Linked DNA regions of Homo sapiens: region 1 is linked to region 2. The links are chromatin contacts, found by Hi-C or POLR2A ChIA-PET in ENCODE. All regions are on one chromosome and are shown on one strand. Each heading gives the region's core, a stretch centred on a gene start or an enhancer-like site at or near the end of the contact. The rest is flanking DNA. Distances are from core to core; before and after follow the strand shown. Region 1 holds the start of PTPRA (protein tyrosine phosphatase receptor type A). Region 2 holds the start of CPXM1 (carboxypeptidase X, M14 family member 1).

Evidence for each region. A loop is a pair of places that touch in the nucleus more often than their neighbours do. ChIA-PET counts read pairs that join two places held with the same protein, here RNA polymerase II (POLR2A). Pooled maps may share reads with other maps.
Region 1: a loop to region 2 is called in a pooled map, with 10 times the contacts of the local background. The contact joins the promoter of PTPRA here to the promoter of CPXM1 in region 2. A Hi-C loop is called at or near these places in 13 of 37 single-sample maps with no recorded cell type and 8 of 50 pooled maps. POLR2A ChIA-PET finds 5 or more read pairs at or near these places in 6 of 52 experiments (A549, H1, HEK293T and 2 more).

Annotation. Positions count from the first base shown.
Region 1 is chr20:2,871,993-2,876,848 of GRCh38, forward strand. It overlaps PTPRA (protein tyrosine phosphatase receptor type A), which reads left to right and starts at 1,489. Exons shown (of 24, transcript NM_001385305.1): 1 at 1,489-1,768. RefSeq lists enhancers at 1-236, 237-866, 867-1,498, 1,499-2,128 and silencers at 613-752, 1,373-1,442, 1,623-1,672, 1,683-1,962.
Region 2 is chr20:2,798,427-2,803,431 of GRCh38, forward strand. CPXM1 (carboxypeptidase X, M14 family member 1) reads right to left here and starts at 2,201. Exons shown (of 14, transcript NM_019609.5): 1 at 1,975-2,201; 2 at 300-467; 3 at 2-111. The coding sequence starts at 2,146. RefSeq lists enhancers at 1-770, 771-1,758, 1,759-2,744.

The DNA.
Region 1 (4,856 bases), core at 239-2,738, 73 kb after region 2:
GGCCCTGGCTCTGGTTAGCATGGACTAACTTATTCCACAATACGGAGGAGTGGGGCACAGAGTCCCTAACTGGCGCCCCAACAGAAGGCGGTGGTGGGGACCGGAGATGGTAGGACTGGAGATGGTAGGGGCTGCTGATGTGAGCCCACAATACGGAGGAGTGGGGCACAGAGTCCCTAACTGGCGCCCCAACAGAAGGCGGTGGTGGGGACCGGAGATGGTAGGACTGGAGATGGTGGGGGCTGCTGGGAGCCCCTTTTGCGCCGCAGTGTTTCCTGCCATGAAGAGTTGCCGCCGGTCACAACCCTTCCCCGGGGGCGCCCCGAATGTGGGACTCCTTCCGGCCTGGGGTGCGTGAGGGGGACTCAGGGGTTGCCCGGTCTGGAGGAGAGACTCGCCGCCACCTACCCCGGGAACCGCAGACTCTGGGTCTGGGATAAAGCGTCCCCTACCCGCAAGCTCGGTTTGTGCGCTACTGTGCAATCTGTCTTTTGCCTGCAGACGCCCAGCCGCTCGCCCTGCGCGGGTCTCGGAATGTCCAGGGGTCCCTACTGGGGATCACAACCCGGCGAAATGTCGCATTTGCCACCACCTATCTCGACTGCGTAATCGGCTTTCAGCCGCAGACGCTCAGGTCCTGCAGCACCCGCGGGGATCCGTGTAGGAACCTGCTGCCGCTGGATGGACTGAGCGATTGCTTCGCGGGTGTCACGCACCAGACGCCGTGCCGGGAGCGCCGGGAAGGGGGTACGCGCCCCAACCCCGGCCGGGGGAGGGCGCACTCTGGCTCCTCTCTGCGTTTTGAGCCTCCCCTCCCCCGCCAGGCGTATCGCAAAAGGCACCTCCATCGCAGAGCACCATGTGTTGTGCTTCTACTCAGCTCGGTGGCGAGCGGGGCCCCAGCATGCGCATCTGGAAAGCGGGGGAGATTACCCTGGAGCTCGGGTGGGGACGGCGTGGGCTGACTTGATATAAGACGACACCCACGGAGCCAGATCCGTTCTAGGGACTTGGCAGGTTCCTCTCCCTCCCCAGTGAGATCCGTCGTTCTTTGCAGCAATTAGGGGAGGGAAAAAAAAGACCCACAGTATCACGTTTGGAGAGGGTTAGGAAGATGGCTCTCGAGTTGCAGGCCGCCCTGGTGGCTAGACATTGGTGTAGTTTGTGCCTGGCCTCGGTTTCCTGATCTGTAAACTGGGAAGAAGGCCCAAGTCATGAGGCCTGTGACTGTAGAATGGCTGAAGGCACTGGTGCACTCGCAGCCGGTCCTTCCGGGGTCCAGCTTCCCGAAGGACTGGGCAGCCCCGGGGCGAACCCCTCTGGAGCTACCAGGAGAACGTGCGACCGGGTTCGGCGCCCCAGCCGGCAAGTGAGCGCCCAGCGGAGCGCAAGGGCGGGGCCCGCGCGGGCCGGAGACGCCCGTTCGCTGTCGGCCAACCAGCGCCTGTCTCTGAACAGCCAATGAACACGCGTCTTACAGCCAAGGCCGGGTCGGGAGCGAGGCTGCGGCGAGTGCGGCGCTGACAGAGACGCGCGCGCGCGCGATCGCGCTCGGACCCCGGCCGCTGCCGCCATCACTGTCGCCCGCCCAGTCGCCCCTCAGCCGCTTCCCCTCGCCATGGAGGCGAGGCCGCCGCCGCCGCCGCGGGGCTCGGAGCCGCGGGCCGGGCGGCGGCCCTGAGGGCTAGTGGCGGCCCGAAACGCCGCCGCGGAGCCGAGGCGGAGCCGCTGTCCTCGTCCCCAGCGGTCCCGCCCAACGCCCGACTCTGTGAGTGTTCGCGGCCGCTGCGCCCGGGTGGGCTCCGGAAGGGGGAGCGGCTCCCGGGGGCGGTGGGAGGGGTCCCGGGCCACAGCCCAGAGCCCGGAGCCCGAAGCCCTAAGCCATCTTTTCCGGGTAGAAGCCTGCGGGCGCCTGCAGGTTGATTGTGCATCCTTGCGGGTCCGTCGCGGGGAGGGGGTCCCCGGAAACGTGCCGGCCCGAGTGCCGACCCCTCGCGACTGCCCAGGAACTTTGCATGCGTCCTTCTGGGACCAGGCCAGGGCACTGCCAGAGTTGATTCTCAGAGAAGAAACTTAGAACGGCGAGAACAGAATTTGCTCAGGTCCATTTAATGGGAGGAAAGAGGAAAACTCTTGGCATGAGAAAATTTGCTTTTGCAGTGACCAACTTTTCTTTCCCTTCAAGTCCACCTCCCTCGGTCCCCCGGCCCGTCTCCCAGGCCCCTCTCCTTGCCGCCCTCTCCCAACTGTTGAGGCTGTTTAAGAAGGGAAATAAGGGCTGAGAGCTGCCCAGAATTCAGAATAGGCCAATTGAGAACGCAGGTCCCCTCCCTTTTTACTTTCGGTAAATAAAAAATTTTTTTTGAAAAAATTAGTTACTAATTATATCTCCTGAAGATTAAAAAAAAAAAATAGCAGAGCAGAGTCCTGTCTTGAGGGTTTCGTTTTTATTTTTGAGATCACTGATGATATTTGTAAGACAGGAAAAGAAGAATGTGCAAATCCACCCTCTGCAGGGTGAACGCCATCAGAAGCCTTTGCTCAGGAGAGGGATTCCGGCTCTAGAACCAGTCCACATCACCCTGGAGATGGCTTCGTTTGCCACCTGCTAGCTGTGCAGGCAGCCTGAGAAACAGAAGATGGTGGGCGAGAGGAGGACTGACTAGGAAAGGGCGAACATCTTCCTGCCTGGCCACTCCTTTCAGAAACAGATCTGATGCTGTCACTTGTTTACTTAAAAACTCCCTCGCTTTTCTTTTTCCCATGGGATGAATGAAGCCTAAAATGCCTTATCAGGTCATACAAAGCCCTTGACAATCTTGCCTCAATTTACTCCTTTACTTTTAGCCTAATCGGATCCTCCAATTCTCCTTCCCCTCATCCCGCTTGCTGGCTAGTATTCAGAGCTGCTTGACTGCCCCCTCACATGTTGGGATGTTTTTGTTTTATGTGATCCTCTTTCTTCCCCACCTTTACCTGCCAAGCTCCACTTTTTCTTTTAAAGTTCTTCTCATTTGAGAAGCTTCTTGCGGGCAGGAGCTGTGTCTTGCCCACCTTTCTATCTCCCGTGGTGGGAGAATCCTCCAAGTTGTCTTGTAGATTCTTTCCAATCTCTTCTCTCTTATGCCTAGGCTCTGTTTATTTCCCGGTATCCACTTCCCAAGAGATTTTTTCGTGTTTTGAAGGCCTGCTTGGAGTACATGCCCAGGACTTTTAGTATTTCTGATTCCCGGCTTCCCCATGTCCATCCCACCCAGCCCCCATAAGCAGTCAGCAGGTGGGAACTGGTAGGTCCCATATCCCACTGGCCTCCAAAAAACTGTCTCTGAAAGACTAAAAGCCCTTCAGTCTCTTTTCACCTCTGCCTGCTCAAAGTGACCTGGCTGATACCGTGCATTGTAAGGCATGGTGGGATCCCGGGGCCTGTTCTCTGTTTAGCCACTTAACATCTGGGTGAAATACAGAACCAGAAAAACCACCCCTCTGACTTCAGTACATTCATGTGTCTTCCCTTTGCCAGGTGAATTGCTTGGGATACAAAAGTGAGGAAGTCAGTCCTTAACCTTTGAGGAACTCAGAGTCTAATGTAGGACAGGTGGATATAAATACATCACAGGTGCTATAAGATTGTGATAATAATAATAGCTATTTTTTATTTGCCTTGTGACAAGCTATGTAATGTTTTCCATGAATTCCCTCAGTCTTTTCAACAGTCATAAAAGGGCTTATTCCTACTCTACAGGGTTGGAAACTGAGGCCAAACAGTGGGCAAATGAGGGAATAGTCAAGATTTGAATTTTGGCCGTGTATTTGCAGAGCCTCTGCCAGGCTGTGTAGGGAGCATCCCCTGCCTGGGTGATTTGGGAAAGCTTTCCTGGGACGGGGGGGCCTTCGGATCATGAAGGATGCATAGGAGTTTGCGCGTGGTGGACTGCACACATAGGCAAGAGGGAGCAGCACAAGCAAACTTGGTGGTGGAAGGAATCCACTGTCCTTGGGGAGGAGGGAAGAGGTTAATCATAGCTGGATCAGGTAAGGACAATGGAGAGCTACTAGAGGATTTAAAGGAGGTCAGGGACTTGGGCTGAAAGAATTTTGGAAAGATCATTTGGGGGCAATATAGGGCCAAATGCAGATGCCCCTGCAATATAGGAGGCACTGGTTGGGTCTGACAGAGGTAGAGTCACAGCCTCTTAGACCCAGAGGAAGGTGTAGAGAGAATCCTGCTCAATTTTGGGAAAAGATAATTAATGCAGATGAGAGAAAAATTCAAAAGTTCTAGCAATACAAAAGAGTATATAGAGAAAAATGTCCCTCCTACCCTGGCCCCAAGTCTCCTGTCTCCCTAACCTCCTCCCCAGAGATGGCTGAAGTTTTCAGTTTATATGGCCTTCCATAGACACTGTTGCTTTATAAATATGTGCCTGCTTATCCATACTCCTCCCACCATGGGACGTACCACTCACACCTTACTGGGTTTTTTTACTTAACATATTTAGGAAATCATTCTATTATCAACATATATAGAGAGTTATTTGTTCTTTCTGTTGACATGCTTTTACTTATTTAGTTGTATGGCTGTACTGTAACATCTTTGGGTTAAATATTTGTTTCCAGGTTCTTCTCTTACAGCAATGAATGTCCTTGTACATACTGTGTTATGTGCTCATTTGCAAAGTTATCTGAACAATATGCTTTTAGAAGTAGAATTACTGGGTCAAGGGATATGTCTGCATTTTTGATTTGCAGACATGGAGCCAAACTGCCACCCGTTTCTGGGGGGTTGTACCAATTTATCCTCTCCCCCAAAGTGTATAGCTGGATAGATGATCTTTGGAGAATTCAGGAGGATCAAC
Region 2 (5,005 bases), core at 951-3,450:
CCTGAATGTTGAGCCGTCCTCGGTGTGGTCCAAGACCAAAGGACTGGCTGCTGGATGCCTCAAGCCGGCTATCTGAAACTCGCAGGGACTCCAGACCCAAAGGAGGACAGCCTGGGGCGGGGATAGAACAGTGAGACAGGACCAGAGGGAGGGTAGCCAGGGCAGGTGGGAAGCTGAGCCTAAGGTTGCTCCTGCGCTAGGCAAGCAAGGGGCGTGCCGGTGCCCATGAGGCCAAGAGCTGTGCTGGTAAAGTGCCCCAGGGGCTGCAAGTCTGGGCTGGGCCCCTGGAGAGGAAGTACCTGTTTCTTGTTTCTCAGCGGGGTCGAGGGTCCCTGCTGGAGTGGGGGTCACAAGGGGCCCGGCAGTCACCAGTGGGGTGGGGCGAGTTAGAGTTAGCTTCTTCCGCTTCTTCATAATGACCTTTTTCTTCTTGATGACTCGAATCCGGACATGCTGTTCTGAGGTCCCTTGGGGTCCGAGAGGCACAGCATGGGGGAAAGGAAGAATGGTGAAACCCCGGATGGAAAGGTCTGCCAGCCCAAGAAGACATGTGAGCCCACAGCAGGCCACACCACCAGGATCTAACAGCCTTCACAGGACATCAAAGGCCTGCAATCTGACCCCAACCTGCCTCTCCAGTCACTTCCTTGGCTCCTCCTTCTCCTCCCTGATGTAACTACATGCTTGGCCAGCCTCCCCTGTGAACCTCTAATCCAATGGAGAGCTGCACCCAGCCTCTAGAAACTGTTCGGTTGCTCCAAAGAGCTGAGTCTGGCACTTTACCTCCGGGCCTCTGCACTAGCTATCCCCTCCCCTGTAATGCTACCCCTCGCCTCTGATTTTTTCACCTAATTCCCATTCTTCCTTTGCATCTCAGCCCAGATGCCTTTCCAAGGAGGCTTTCTTAGCTCCAGACTCAGCATCATGCCCCAAAACCCCTGTGCCGCTTCCATTGTTGTGTCTGCTCTCTGGGCTCAGATGGCCTGTCCTGGAATCCATGTCTGCCTGGGTGTCGAGGCTTTCAGGGCTGGGCCTGCCCGCCGGCCCTTCAGCACAAGGCTCTGCCCAGGCAGGTGCTGGGGGTACCCATCGAAGCTCCACAGCTGCCTCCAGAACAGGCTGCCCATTTCCGCATCTGGTGCCCCTGTGCCTTTGCCCGCCGCTTCCTTCTTGGCAGCCCTCTCTCTCTCTCTCTCTCCAGACTCCCCTGACTCGGGGACATCACCCTTCAAGACCCTCCTCCACTTGCCTCCTCTAGAAGCCCCTGAGTGCCCTCCGCTTGCGCTCCTCCTCTCCTATTCCACATCTGGAAAGCTGGGAGGTCGGGCTGCCTTCCTCTCCCGCTCTGCCCCATCCTCCCGGCAGCCTCAGCGAGGGGCTCTCCCTTCTTTCCTTTTGTTCTTTCTCTCCAGCCCTCGCCTTCAAACTCTCTCCTACGCAGTCTTGCTCTGCACCTTGAGAGCTTCTGCCCCTCTGTCTCCCCTCCTGCCAGTTCTGGCCTGTTTTGTCTTTGGTGAAAAGGGAAGGTTTGGGGCTTGGAAGAGGCAGCATCCCACTGGCGCCTGTCCTGGGACTGCTGACTAGGTCTGGCAGGGAACTGGGGCTGCCGAGTCAGCAGCCATTGCTCCCAGCAGGGAGTTGAGGGAGTGTGAGTGTGTATATGTGTGTGTGCACTGTGAGTGTGAGTGTGCGCGCGCGTGCACTGTGTGTGCGCGCACGCGCGTGTGAGTGTGCGTGTGTGTGCATGCGTGTGAATGCGCGCGCGTGTGAGTGCAAGTGTGCGCGTGTGTGAATGTGTGTGAGTGCGCGCGCGTGTGTGCGCGTGAGTGCGAGTGTGCGTGCGGGGTGAGTGTGCATGACTGTGAGTGTGCGTGGGTGTGCGTGTGCCCGCGTGTTAGGGAGGGATCGCCCCACGGGGCAGGAGAGCCGGGCAGTCGGCTTGCGGGGGAGCGGACCGTCGGTCGGGGAACTCACCGTTAGCTGTCTCCGCCGGCGGCTGTGCCGGGCTGCTATGCAGGGCCGGGGTCGAGCCTGGGACCTTGGTGGTCCCGGGCTGCGCGAGGCCCAGCACCGAGTTCCTGGGCGCCCCCAGAGCCGGGCCGACGGCCGGCGCGAAGGCGGCCAGGGCGAGCAGGAGCCCCCACATGGCGGGGATTGAGTGCCAGGGGCGCGCGGGCTACGGCGGGTGGCGGGTCGGTCTCTTCCTGCCGAGTGCGCCGAGCCCCCCGCCCCTTCCTGCCCCCCGCCCCTCCGCAGCCTCCTGCCCGCCCACAGCCCGCTGCCCGCCTCGGACCTCGGAGAGGAGGAGAGGGCCGGGAGGAGCGAGCGGGGCTGACCTCCAAGGGGCCGCCCCAAGTCTCAGGACCGCCGACTCTGCCCTTCCTCTCCGCCGTCTGGGGCCAACCCGCCTCGTTGGCGCGCTGCGCCTTTATAGTCTGCAAAGCCACACTGAAGAGACCAGAGATCACCTGGTGGCCATCAAGTCGACCAACAGGAGGCAAAGCCCCTTATCTGAGCAATTCAGAATGACACTTCCCTATTGTCTAAAGCCACATCTGGTACCAAGCTTCCGTCCCAAGAATTTATAAGTAACTAGAATTTCTGTACGTTTCCGGAATGAGTGCACGTTAAGACCCATTGTGCAAACTTTGCTGACATCAAGGCACCAAAATATCGACAAATGTAACCATTTACCATGACCTAAGTGACTAATGTGGTCCAAATTACCCTGCAGTTCCCCGCAGGGAGCTCAGTCCTCTCTTGCTGAAGCGCCTACTGCGCTCTGCTGCCTCGTCCTTTCCGTCTAATAAAACTTTCCTTTTCAGACCTACACGGTTGTTGATAAGTTCTTTTACCACCCGGGAGCCAACCACTTCCCGGTTCCGGAGCTCTGACACCTCGCCTGGCATCTTGGTGGCCCATACGGGGACTTCACTGGGATTTCCCTCTTCCTTTTTCTCTCTGCTTCCTTCCACGGTCTGGTTCTTTACTCTTTGGGGAACTGCCGGTCCCGGTGGAGGCAGCTCTTCTGTGGGATCCTGAAGCCCTAGAGAAGGGATACCTGGCTGTCCTTGCCCTTAGGGGTGAGGGACTGGCCAGGGCTCTTTTCTGTTTTCGGACTGCCAGTGAACCAGCTTGAGTTCTCGTTGGCAACTGACAGTTTCTGGCCAAGCGCCATCCCCCGGTATTACCCCAAGGCCAAGACAAAAGAGCTATTGCCTGTCAGAGTGGCAGGGCACTTTCATTTTAACACTCCATAAGCCTTGTCCTGGAAGCGGTGGATCTCAATTCTACACAGGGATGCCTCAGGGATCTTGTAGTTCCTTGTCTAAACCCAACTTCGGTTCAATTAATTCAGTTCCATCCAACTCGCCCTTGGATTGCCTCCTTAAAAATGGTCCCATTGGTCTCATTTTGACCCACAAACTCTTAAAAATAAGCATATAAGGCTGAGCACAATGGCTTATGCCTGTAACCCCAGCACTTTGGGAGGCCAAGGCAGGCAGATCACCTGAGGTCCGGAGTTAAAGACCGGGAGTCTACTAAAAATGCAAAACTTGGCCGGGCACAGTGACTCACACCTGTAATCCTAGCACTTTGGGAGGCCGAGGCGAGTGGATCACCTGAGGTCAGGAGTTCGAGATCAGCCTGGCCAACATGGCGAAACCCTGTCTCTACTAAAAATACAAAAAAAAAAAAAAAATCAGCCAGGGGGCTAATTATATGTGGCGGGCACATATAATCCCAGCTACTAGGGAGGCTGAGGCAGGAGAATCACTTGTACCCCGGGGGCGGAGGTTGCAGTGGGCCAAGATGGCGCCACAGCACTCCAGCCTGGGCGACACAGCAAGACTCTGTCTCAAAAAATACAAATAAAAAATAAATAAGAGTTTAAAAAGCATATCCTTTTTTCTAATATTGCTTGGGTTCAATACAAGCTCCCTAATCAATCAATTTGGCCAATTAATGAAACTTGGGATTGCAATGCTACTTTACAACTTAACTGATTTTTTGCCGGAACCTTGGAAAGGATTCAGAAGTCCCATATGTTCAGGTCTTTTTTGCTTTATCCCCAAATCCAAACCCAAAATTACATACAAATTGTCATGTATGCTTCCAAGGAACGTCCTCCCTTCCCGGTTCTGATGTCTTAGATGATCCTTCCTTTTGCCTATTACATCCTCCTCAACCTGCTCACTCTTCACCTACACCCTCTCCATCTGCTCCATTCCCTAGTCAATCTCCCACCCACATACCCAAATACTTTCTCCCCTTCACATACTCTCAGGGGAGTCACATATGCTACTAGTACAGAGTCCTCAGAAAAATCCCCAAAATATTTTGCCTCTCCCTAAGGTGGCTAATGAAGATTTGGGAACAAGCCAAGTTCATGTCCCTTTTCTGATCATGTCTGATCTTTTGCAAATTCAATCCAAGTTGGGTTCATTTAGTCAGGATCCCTCTAAGTTCATTCAAGAATTTCAGACTTTAACTGTTGCCTTTGATTTAACCTGGCAAGATGTATTTGTGGTATTAACTACCTGCTGTTCCCACACACAAAAAATCACACGTGTGATCTTCAGCATGGGCAGATGAAGCTCATGCTCCCAGTCCTAATAACAGAGCTGGGCAGAAGCTGTCCCCAACATAGAACCTATTGGCAATACCAGGCCACCAATTCTGGCCCAAACAGAGGTAAGGGCAGACAGGATCATATGGTAACTTCTCTGTTGGAGGGAATGAAAAATATATAATAAAACCTGTTAATTTTTCTAAATTATAAGAAATAATAGCTGGGCGCGGTGGCTCACACCTGTAATCCCAGCACTTTGGGAGGCTGAGGCGAGCGGGTCACCTGAGGTTTGAGACCAGCCTAGCCAACACGGAGAAACCCCATCTCTACTAAAAATACAAAATGAGCTGGGCATGGTGGTGCATGCCTGTAATCCCAGTTACTCCAGAGGCTGAGGCAGGAGAATCGTTTGAACCTTGGAGGCGGAAGTTG